4 separate regions of the Homo sapiens genome follow, and all the other regions are linked to region 3. The links are chromatin contacts, found by Hi-C in ENCODE. All regions are on one chromosome and are shown on one strand. Each heading gives the region's core, a stretch centred on a gene start or an enhancer-like site at or near the end of the contact. The rest is flanking DNA. Distances are from core to core; before and after follow the strand shown. Region 1 holds the start of USP31 (ubiquitin specific peptidase 31). Region 2 holds the start of CEP20 (centrosomal protein 20). Region 3 holds the start of VPS35L (VPS35 endosomal protein sorting factor like). Region 4 holds the start of NTAN1 (N-terminal asparagine amidase).

The links. Hi-C counts contacts between places; a loop is a spot of excess contacts on that map. Pooled maps may share reads with other maps.
Region 1: a loop to region 3 is called in a pooled map, with 37 times the contacts of the local background. The contact joins the promoter of USP31 here to the promoter of VPS35L in region 3. A Hi-C loop is called at or near these places in 6 of 50 pooled maps.
Region 2: a loop to region 3 is called in a pooled map, with 14 times the contacts of the local background. The contact joins the promoter of CEP20 here to the promoter of VPS35L in region 3. A Hi-C loop is called at or near these places in 4 of 50 pooled maps.
Region 4: a loop to region 3 is called in a pooled map, with 31 times the contacts of the local background. The contact joins the promoter of NTAN1 here to the promoter of VPS35L in region 3. A Hi-C loop is called at or near these places in 5 of 50 pooled maps.

The regions. Positions count from the first base shown.
Region 1 is chr16:23,148,006-23,150,705 of GRCh38, forward strand. It overlaps USP31 (ubiquitin specific peptidase 31), which reads right to left and starts at 1,447. Exons shown (of 16, transcript NM_020718.4): 1 at 633-1,447. The coding sequence starts at 1,265. RefSeq lists silencers at 588-817, 948-1,047, 1,148-1,197, 1,348-1,447 and an enhancer at 1,628-1,847.
Region 2 is chr16:15,887,269-15,889,968 of GRCh38, forward strand. It overlaps CEP20 (centrosomal protein 20), which reads right to left and starts at 1,335. Exons shown (of 5, transcript NM_144600.4): 1 at 1,290-1,335. The coding sequence starts at 1,317.
Region 3 is chr16:19,554,344-19,557,043 of GRCh38, forward strand. VPS35L (VPS35 endosomal protein sorting factor like) reads left to right here and starts at 1,360. Exons shown (of 31, transcript NM_020314.7): 1 at 1,360-1,403. The coding sequence starts at 1,387. RefSeq lists enhancers at 955-1,434, 994-1,956, 1,815-2,044.
Region 4 is chr16:15,054,711-15,057,410 of GRCh38, forward strand. It overlaps NTAN1 (N-terminal asparagine amidase), which reads right to left and starts at 1,364. Exons shown (of 10, transcript NM_173474.4): 1 at 1,181-1,364. The coding sequence starts at 1,261. It also overlaps a transcript of PDXDC1 not described here. RefSeq lists a silencer at 735-919.

The DNA.
Region 1 (2,700 bases), core at 197-2,696, 3.6 Mb after region 3:
CTATCTGATATTATCTCGTTAACTTCTTCAAGTCTTTAATAACAAAAATAATAGCAGCAAATACACATGATATGGAAGTATTTTACTTATCAGGTTGAACCCTATAAAAGTGCCAATCTGTAAATAAAAAACGGTTAAATATGGGTAATTCCACAGTGTTCGATTTAATATATTAACTTGTTTGCAGCTCACAACCACCTTACAAAGTAGGTCCCCCAGATGAAGAAACTGTAAGAACAGAGAGGCTGCTTAACTTACCCGACGTCACATTGCTAGTAAGTGGCAGAACCAGGATTTGAACCCATGCTCAACACTCCCACCCCACAAAAATGCAAGTTCCATGAAGGCGGATAGTCTTGTTCATTGCAACGTCACTCCCATTGCCTATTATCACAGAGTATGGGCACGTATGTAGTAAGTTCTCAATAAATACATGTTTGAGTGAGTGAGTGAGTGAATAAATGAATGAATGAATGAATCTCCTTAAAATCACTGGTCGACTGCCCAGACCACTCGGAGCAACCAATGCAGAAGCCTGCCGGGCCAAGAGGAACCGAGGGAAGGAAGACCTGGGCGGGCAGGTGCCCCAGGGGCTCGGGGTGCAGTGGGGGCGCGGCGGCGCGCGGGCTCACCTTGAAGTCGCGGCTGTGCTGCGGGGTGTACTCCAGGGTCCAGAGGGCCCGCACCAGGTGCGCCAGCTGCTCAGTGACCTCGCCCTGGCCCTGCGCGCCGCGGCCCGCAGGCTGCTCCGGGTCAGGCGAGGGCTCGGGCCGCCCCGCCCGGTACTGGCCCAGCGCCAGGTACTCGGCGAAGAGCTCGGTGTTGCTGAGGCACTGCAGCGTGGCGTTCATGAAGCACGTGTTGCCGTGGTTGCGGAGCCCCGCCACGCCGGGCACCGGCTCGGCGGCGCAAGCGGGCGGCGCGGGAGAGGCGGGCGGCGGCGGGCACGGCGGCGGCGTGGGCGCGGCGGCCGGCCCGGGCGGGAAGCAGCTGCGGAGGCCGCCGCGGTCTGGGGCGGCGCCCTCAGAGCTAAGGTGCGAGAGCGTGGACAGCGTCTTGAGAACGCGGCTCATGAAGCTGCCCACCGAGCGTGCAGAGGAGGGCGAGGAGGGCGAGGAAGGCGCGGCCGGCCCGGACGCCCCGGGGCCCCCCGCGCCGCCGCCGCCAGCGCGGCCGCTCCGAAACAGCCGCTTGCTGAAGGAGCGCTTCTCCTTCCCGCTCGCCGCCGCCGGCGGCCCGGACCCAGGCGCCGTTACCTTGGACATGGCGGCGGCCGCAGACACTCATCACCGCGCCCGCCCGCCCGGCCCGCGGCCCCGCCACGGCCGCCGCCGCATCCCGCAGCGCCGCGCCTCACCGGGCCCGGGGGCTCGACGCCCCACACACCTCAAAGCGCAGCCGAGCCAGCGAGCGAGCGGCGGCCGGCGGGGCCAGCGGGCGCGCGCGCGGTCCGCCCAGCTGAGCCGCTCACGTGACGTGCCTCCCGGCGCCGCCCGCCCGGCGCTGAAGCCGCCTCGGCCGCCATGTTCACTGTGGGACGGTAGCTGCCTCTCCAGCCGGACGCGATGCCTGGAGGCTGCGGGCGCGGTCCTGCTGCGTGAAGCCCGAGGGAGGCCATGTCTAGTGTGGGCGCCGTCCCGGCTTGGAGGAAAAGGCTGGGCTCCCGTTGGATGGTGGATCCCCGGGGTGGGTCTCTGTCTTTGCTGGTCAGATGGCAGAGGCGGGAACGTGCAGGAATCAGGATGCTGTCAGTTACCAGACCGTGCAAGAGCTGGTGGACATGGCCCTGACAGGTCCTGGGCAAGTCAGCCCTGTCTGGCTCCCAAGGGACGTTGCAGATACCTACCCTCTGGGTGCCAGCGGAGCGCAGTCACAGACCCTGGCACGTCCCAGCGGGCTTTTCTTCCTGGCTGCACCTTGGAGTCCCAGCGAAACGCTGTTATCATAACTACTTTCCTTTTCATTCCAGCCTTTAAAACTCCTCCGGGCTCTCCCATCATTCATCATTCCATTCATTCATTCACTCACTCATTCATTCAGCAGTTACTGGGGATATTGCAAAGAATTAAACCTATTAAATTAGAATCAAATGTCATATCCCCAGCGGATTAAATTAGCACGGTTTCTACCTGCCCTCTTGCAGCTTACATTCCTACTGGGTGTTTACAATAGCTGTTGTGTTCCACACATTATGCCAAGCATGCAATATTTTCTTTAATCTTTAATTCACCGTCTTTGAGATTGGTACAGTTCTTATCTGATTCAAACCCAAGTTTTATTTACAACCCCTATACTTGACCTCTAAACCAAAGGTCACGAATCCACAAATATCACAGGTCACAAACCCACAAATGAGTGAAGAATCCTGGTGTTTGAATCATCATATTGACTTTCAAGTGACTTGGGTCTCAGTGTTGGGGGAAATATAAGGAATGATGGGGACTATAGCAGACTTCAAATTAACATCTTTCTAAAGAGGTGGCTGCCACTCAGCTCCAGCCAGTTGTTCCCATGTGAGAACAGGAGCTCAGCGTTACCAGATCATCTGATGTTTTAAGAGAAGGCAGAAATCCTATTTTTAAACGTTGGTTCCATTAAAAAAAAAATAGTGCAGGGAGCAAAAAATAGTACATCTTTGGGATGCCTTTAGTCCAAAATCAACTAGTATATGACCTCCTCTCTATAGGCTCCCCTCTGCTA
Region 2 (2,700 bases), core at 85-2,584, 3.7 Mb before region 3:
CTGTAGACTCGTGAAGTCTGTTCTTGTGGACAGATGCATGCCTGTTCTGTTTTATGATTGTTCACCAGCCCTGTCCCCAAATACACACTTTTATACACGTCTCCTCCCTAAAATATCTAAGAATTACTAGTTTAAACCCTGGGTTCCCTGCAAAGTGGAACTGGTTTTATTTTTTGGACAGCAATCTTGCTCAGTGATTAAGACCTGGCGCTCCAGTGCGTCACAACTAGGTTCCCATGCTGTGTCTCTTTCCAGTGAAATCACTTTGAGCTATTTCACTTCTCAGTACCTCGTTTCCCAGTCTATGAAATGGGCATAGGGTTGTTACAATCAGGTAACACACAGGCTGAGTTGAGTAGTGCCTGACACATGAGGCTCAATGATAACTATTATTACTATTACTTGTCTGGACATTTGCTTCAAAGTAAACAGCGTACAAATGTCATTAATGACTCAAACATAACTAGCTTAGAGTATCTTTTCCTGAAAAGACAGGAGAATGGCCAGGCCAGCAAACTTTTTGCCTCTAGTTTCTTCTGATGAAAAAGGGGCCAGGCGCTCACACCTGTAATCCCAGCACTTTGAGGGGGCCAAGGCAGGAGGATAGCTTGAGACCAGGAGTTCGACAGTAAGACCCCGTGTCTACAAAAAATACAAAAATTAGCCGGGCGTAGTGAAGAGCCCCTGTATTCCCACCTGCTCTGGAAGCTGAGGTGGGAGGATAGCTGGAGTCCCGGAGTTCGAAGCTGCAGTGAGCTGTGATCGCGCTACTGCACTCCAGCCTGGGCGACAGAGAGACCCTCTCTTTAAAAAAAAAAAAAAAAAGCAAGGAGGGGAGGGCTACTTAACAGGTTGTTGTAAGGACCCAACGAGACAACCAAGCAAATTGTTTAGGGCAGTGCCTAACCCAATAGGGGTTGTGGGAATTGTAGTCATCAGCCCTGAGTGCCAAGCCTGGTCCAAGTCCTCCAGCCCCCGGCAGGGTCCAAGAAGATGAGCCAGGGGCCCAAGATGCAGGCCTGTAGGCCTCTTAGATGCCTGAAGATTACGCAACTCCTCCTTTAGCTCCAAACTGGCTTAAAACTCGCCAGTGGGCAACCTCTTCCCCATAAGAGCTCCCCGCGCACGGGCCAAGACAGCAGCCAGACGCTCCCCGCAGGCCCTCACACCGAAGAATGACGCCTGTAAAAGCCAACCCATGTGTTCCGCGCGCTCTCCTCCCATCCCATCCTTTCCACAAGATGAAGGCCCGACGCTTCCCATGTGGAGGCCTCCCTGCTCGCACTCACCAGCCTTCAACTCTGCCACAGTCGCCATTTTTCAACGGCCGCCAGGGCCGCACCGCGGCCCTGCGCACGCGCAGCTCCGCCCCACTCACCCTGCGGCGTGGTCTGTAGCCAATAGGCGCACAGCTCTCGCCCCGCCCACTTCCGCCCCTCTCAGTTTATGAGCTCTGCGGTTGAGTGGGTAGTGAATGTCGACCAGAGACTCCACCAATCAGCGAGCGCTCTCGGAAGGCCCAGTTGAGTGAGACGGCAGGGAGGGCGGGGACTGAGGCAGTGGAGAGCCCTGTGGGGTGCTGCTGGCACCTTAGTGCTTAACTTTAGCCAGCTGAGTTTTTCATTGTCTCTGCAGCCTCAAGTACCAACTGCTAGTAGTTACCACCTATTAACCCTGCGGTTCTCAAACTTGAGCATGAATCCTCATCACCTCCAAGACTTGTTTAAACGGATTGTTTGCTAGTCCTCCCCATAGAGTTTCTGATTCTGTAAATCTGGGGTGAGGCCCTAGGATTTGCATTTCTATCGAGTTCCCAGGTGGTACTGGTACTGCTGGTCGGTCTGGAGATCACACCTCGAGAACCACTGTATTAAGCACTTACTGTGACGCCTTAGCGCATTATTTCCTTATGATCACGCCGTTTTTACAATGAAGGAAACAGAGTCCTCCATCGCTGAAGAGACTTAACCAAGGTCACCAGCCTGTCCTCTTCCACTCGCACTTACACAGTGCATGTAAGGAGTCCAGGAGCTTTTTATGGAACTAACTAATGAAGGAATAAGCTCCAACATCCCATGGAAGTAAAGGAAAAGGAACAGGGGAATAATGTACCCTAAACTGAGTGTGAGGTTGCATGATTCCAGTTGTAATGCCGGTGAGATCCAAACACTTGGCTAAATAATAAACATCGATTAGACGTACACCTAAGAGTGGCCGGGCGCGGTGGCTCACGCCTGTAATCCCAGCACTTTGGGAGGCCGAGGCGGGCGGATCCCGAGGTCAGGAGATCGAGACCATCCTGGCTAACACGGTGAAACCCTGTCTCTACTAAAAATACAAAAAATTAGCCGGGCGTGCTGGCGGGCGCCTGTACTCCCAGCTACTCGGGAGGCTGAGGCAGGAGAATGGCGTGAACCCGGGAGGTGGAGCTTGCAGTGAGCCGAGATGGCACCACTGCACTCCAGCCTGGGCGACAGAGTGAGACTCCGTCTCAAAAAAAAAAAAAAAAAAGTACACCTAAGAGCTGCCAGGGCACGGTGGTTTACGCCTGGAATCCCAGCACTTTGGGAGACTGAGGTAAGGAGTTCGAGAACAGCCTGGCCAGCCTGGTGAAACCCCCTCTGTACTAAAAAAAAAGTACAAAAATTAGCCGGGCGTGGTAGCAGGAGCCTGTAATCCCAGCTACTTGGGAGGCTGAGG
Region 3 (2,700 bases), core at 110-2,609:
TCACCTTGACCTCTTATTGAGATGTTGCATGTGATAACATGCATGGCTGTATGGGAAGAGCTCCTTGCTTTCCCGTGGCCACCCTTTAACCCTTGTTCACTTCCAGTGTTGGGAATAGCAGGTACGAGTGGATATACTTTCCTACTCATACTGAGCTGAACACTGGAGGGCCCGTTCTGGAGATGATCCTTTTCCCTGTCATAGGTCACCATCTCATGAACAACCACAGACCACCACCCCCGAATGAAAAGTAAGAGTTATAAAAACATCGAATGCTTTCTCTCTAAGGGACCATAATGGATATCTAAGTAAGTTATAAAAGTAATAATTAAAAAAAAAATTTTTTTTTGAGATGGAGTTTCGCTCTTGTAGCCCAGGCTGGAGTGCAATGGCGCAATCTCGGCTCACTGCAACCTCATCCTCCCGGGTTGGAGCAATTCTCCTGCCTCAGCCTCCCGAGTAGCTGGGATTACAGGCGCCCGCCACCATACCCAACTAGTTTTTGTATTTTTTAGTAGAGACGGGGTTTCACCATGTTGGCCAGGCTGGTCCCGAACTCCTGACATCAGGTGAACCACCCACCTCGGCCTCCCGAAGTTCTGGGATCATAGGCCTGAGCCACCGCTCCCGGCCTAAAATAATTTTTAAAAACGTTCTGTGGTCGAAATGGATATCCACCTTCCTAGAAACACTGCTTTGCCAAGTTGGACGAAATGCGAACCCTAATTTCCCCACGTGCATTAGCTGTAGTCAATCATATTAGATCTAGGGCAGCCCTCGGTTGCTAGTCGTGGGAAGGGCATTCTGCAAGTGTCTAAAACCGCCCGCAAAGCAGTGGGTAAAGCAGCGGCCTAGAGGGGGCATGGCTGTCCCACGCCAAACAGCGTATTAGCCGCAAAACCAGGTACTGGCTGAACCTCAGTTTGCGTCTTCGCTCCGCCGCCTTCTGGAGTCCTTTCTGCCCCTAGAGGACGCAGGTGAGCTAAGCAGCAGTCATGCCCTTTACCATCATGACGCCCGCAGGCGGGACCACCCGGCACTGTAGACAGCTGCCCTTTACAATCATGACTCATAGAAACTACGGCACTCTGGCCGTGGCCGACGTTGCTCCTCCGAAGCATGGCGCCGGCGGGAGTTGTAACCCGGGCTGTCCGGAGCGGGGAGCTGCCCCTCACAAGCATGGCGTCAGCTGAAAATGAAGCCTGTGCTGTGCGGAGCGTCGCCTGCCCCTCACAAGCATGGCGTCTGCAGAAGGTGCTGTGCGGCCGCTGCGGGGCGGCCAGCTGCCCTTCACAAACATGGCGGCCGAGGGGTGCGGGGAGTGGCGGGGTAAGGATGGGAAGCCGAGCAGACGGCCCCAGAACAAGCGGTCATGTGACTGGGAAGATGGCCGTCTTTCCTTGGTAAGGAAGCAGCGGCGGGTGGGCTTTGGAGAGGGGCTGTCCTTACTTGTGATGGGGTCGGCCTGGGTCTGAGAGTGTGAATTCCTCTCTGTCGGGTTCTGGTGGTCGACCGGCCACCCCCAAGTTGTCTTGACCGTAGAATCCCTGGCCGCTACCGCGGTCCAGCGGAGCAATCTGAAGCCAGACTGGCGGGTTCTTGGTTCTCTCCCCGTCTGCTGCCTCTCTGCGCCTTCCACGGGCCCCTGTCCATTCATTCCCTAAAGAAAACTTGAGTTTCCAGGCTTCCGCGTCCCCAGAAGTTGGCGCGGGTTCTGGGGTCGCTGGATGAGGGTAATGGTGGACTCAGCTTTTAAAGTCTGGACGAGTCGGGAGATCTGGCTGTTGGTCAGTTTCCTCAGCTCCTCTGTTCACCTGGAGACTTGCTTTTCTCATCTGTAAAATGGCCGCCATTCATCCTATCCTAGGCACAGCCCTCAGACTTATTCCTTGGCCTCAAGGAGCTGACAGTATAATGGGGCAGACGCACAGTAGAGGGATGTCTAAAGAAGGCATTCGGATGAGGCACCAAGAAGGGAGTGATTATCCCCACCAGGGGGCTAGGGGAAGGCTTCAGAGAGGAGGAGTTAAATTGGGTCTTGGAGGATGAATAGGAGTCCACCATAGGGAGGGCGTGGCGTGTGCCTGGTTGGCAGGCCCGTAGGTCCCTTGTGGTTGGAGTAGCTAGGAATGAGTGACTGAAGCTTCAGGGTTCAGCAGGTGGTATGTGTGTGAGTGAAGAACTTGAGGAAGTTGTGTTGTTGATGATAGTGGGATTTGGGGACGGGGAATCTCTCCTGCATCTCAGAAAGCGAGATAATTTACTTTCTCTTCAAATGATGTGAAGTAGCTTAGATTAAATGAGCAAATGAAAGACCTTAGAAATAATCAGGTACAACCTTCTGCTTTTGAGCTTGATAAACACTTCATTTTGTCTTATTCCTTTCATTTGCCCAACACTTAAGAGACTGCTTCCTTGACACGCTACATCAGCATTGAATGCCTCTGAGCACTTCCACACCCTGAGGTTTTTTTTTTTTTTTCAGTTAATAGTCATGCTGGCTGGGTATGGTGGCTCACGCCTGTAATCCCAGCACTTTGGGAGGCCGAGGCTGGCGGATCACCTGAGGTCAGGGGTTCGAGACCAGCCTGGCCAACATGGCGAAACCTAATCTCTACTAAAAATACAAAAATTAGCTGGGCTAAATTAGTGGTGGCACGCACCTGTAATCCCAGCTACTTGGGAGGGTGAGGCAGGAGA
Region 4 (2,700 bases), core at 114-2,613, 4.5 Mb before region 3:
CAGCAAATCTTTACTGAGCGCCAATTCTATGCCAGGGACCGTCCTACACTCTGAGGATACAAAAGTGAGGACACTACTCTTATCTGCCTTCAGGAGGCTTACATTCTGGCGACAGACCAATAGAGAACAAACAAGCAAACAAAATAATCACAAACTGTACAGCTGTGACAGATGAAACCTCTAAATGCCTTCCCCAACCCAACACACTTGGTCAGGTTCCTGTGCTTCCCATCTCAGAGTGAAAGGGGACGCTTTTTCTTTATGGTACTTAACAGTTTATAGTATCTGAGCCTTCTTCATCAGAAACCATTCTCCCTTCTAGACTATAAACACTCCGAGGGCAGGGACAGTGATCAGTACGTTGCCCAACAGATATTAGGGGCTCGATATTTGACTCTCAAATCAAGGAACTGATTGATTCCCCTTTAACAGGATCTATGGCAAATAGGACGTCTGCCCCCGCCGCCACGCCCCGCTCTTTTTAAAACCTGAGAACCCCCTTGCCAACAGTCCCTGCATAAGCGTGGACAAGAGTTCAGAGATCTATTTGAGCACAAAAGCAGAAAAAACAAAAACAAAACCCGTGCATCAGGGCGTGGTCCTATGGCCCAGCTGCGGAAAGCAGGGCTCTCTCTCCCGGCTAAAAATAACTCGGCGCCCTACGCCCCGGGGGTAGGGGAGAGAGAGGAGGAAGGACTGGGGGTCCCCGCCAAGATCCCCCAGGCCAAACGCTCTCCGAAGCCCACCCTGGAATAACCTCCTGCTTCACGGGGACGCAAGGACGAAGCAACGTTCACCGCAGGCTGCGGGTCCCCGAAGGCGGGCGGCCGGATTTGCCTAAACGGACCCAGCCCTATGGGGGCTGCAGCCGCCCCGTCGGGGAATGGGGGTCCCGGCGTGTCCCCGAGCCGCAGTGCTGTGCGACCTTGGGCAAGTCACCTAACCTCTCTGGGCCCCCGTCCCCTCCCTTGTCAGAGAGTGGCCTCCGGGGCAGCCCGCTGAAGTCTAAAGAAGGCAAAAACTCCCCGACCCCTCAAGGGGAAGACGCGAGCCGACGGCCGGGGCTCCGGATGTGCCAACAGCGCCAAGTTTCAAGTCTGTGTCGCGTGAGGGGGGCGCTAGCCCGCCCTGCAGCTTCCCCTCGGGCCCGCCCCGAAGCCCCGCGCCGCGCCCCACTCACCTCCAAAGGCGGGTGGGCTCGGACGAGGTCCCCGGCTGACTGCGGCAGCCGCACTCGCCGCCCCTCGACGAGCAGCGGCATCGCGGAGGCGGCCGCCCAGGCAGGCCCAGGGAGGCGGCGGCCCCCCGCTTTGCAGCCCCGGGCCGCCCGCCGCCCCCGCCCCTCGGGCCGCGCGTCCCGCCTCGTCCTGCCCCGCCCCACCGCGGGCGCTGCCGGGAAGTGGAGTCCAGGCGGAGGCGGTGCCGGCCGAAGAGACTGGAGAAATCCAGGACATGGCCGCAAGGCCTCACGGGAAATGTAGTCCAAAGCCAGGAAGTGGCCCTGGAAGCAGCGCGCGGCCCGCCTCCTCCGCAAGGGGCGCTGGGAAGTGTAGTCCCAAAAGCGTGGGAGTGAAGGAGCGGGGAAAGGAGAGCTGCCAGGGAGCAGCTGCACCAGCCAAGAGAGCCTCCGGGCGAGTTCCTGGGGCGGGTTCTGGCTCCGACTGCTGCGCTTTAGGTCATTGCTCCACGCTTCCCAGGTGTGTGACCTTCCACAAGCTTGAGTTTGGGACCCTGCTGTGCAGCTCCGTAGGATTGCATTCAATGAGTAATAATAAACCTAATCAGGCGGGCACGGTGGCTCACGCCTGTAATCCCAGCACTTTGGGGGGCCGAGGCAGGAGGATCGCTTGAGGCCAGGAGTTCGAGACCAGCCTGGGCAACATAGTGAGACCCACCCTCCCCCATACCCTCGTCTCTGCCAAAAATTTAAAAATTAACTGGGCACGGTGGCATGCACCTGTGATCCCAGCCACTCTGTAGGCTGAGGCGGGAGGATCTCTTGACCCCAGGAGTGGGAGGCTGCAATGAGCTATGTTTGGGCACTGCAGAGGGACACTCTGTTTCTGAAAATAATAAAAATAAATGTAAACGGTCTTAAACTGAGAAAATAGATCCTGAACTGTGCTAGCCCCACGTACTAAAGAGATCATCGATTAACACGTCGTGATTGGAATGCAATAGGCCACTCACAGGTGGGCTGGGAACCGTGGGGGAAGGATTTGCGGATACTGACTGCAGAGCCCCTAATCTGAGGACAGGTCCCCAAGGTGAGAGGCGTCTCACCGTGGAGCTCTCTTCTAAAACTTGGAAATATTGCTCAAATTCATCCAACTCTGCAGCACATTAACAAAAAGTAATTTTACAAAAGATACAGAGGAGCCACATGATACAGCAGAAACTTTATTAGAATTTTATCATCTGTATTCATCGTCTTCTTTCATAAATCTCCCCCTCAGCTTACACACCCCGTTCAACAAAAATACCAGGAAATTTACTAAAGAAATGACTGTAGAAGATGGTGTTCCCATCGCCAGGTTACCCAACTTCTCACCCAAAATAACTCTATTTCTAGCTACCAGGAAATTATTTCTCTGTATTATTACACCTACATTTCTCATTTGTCCTTACAAATGTAGGAGCTACTATCAACACCTCATTTGTCATTTGTCCTCACAAATGTAGGAGCTACTATCAACACCT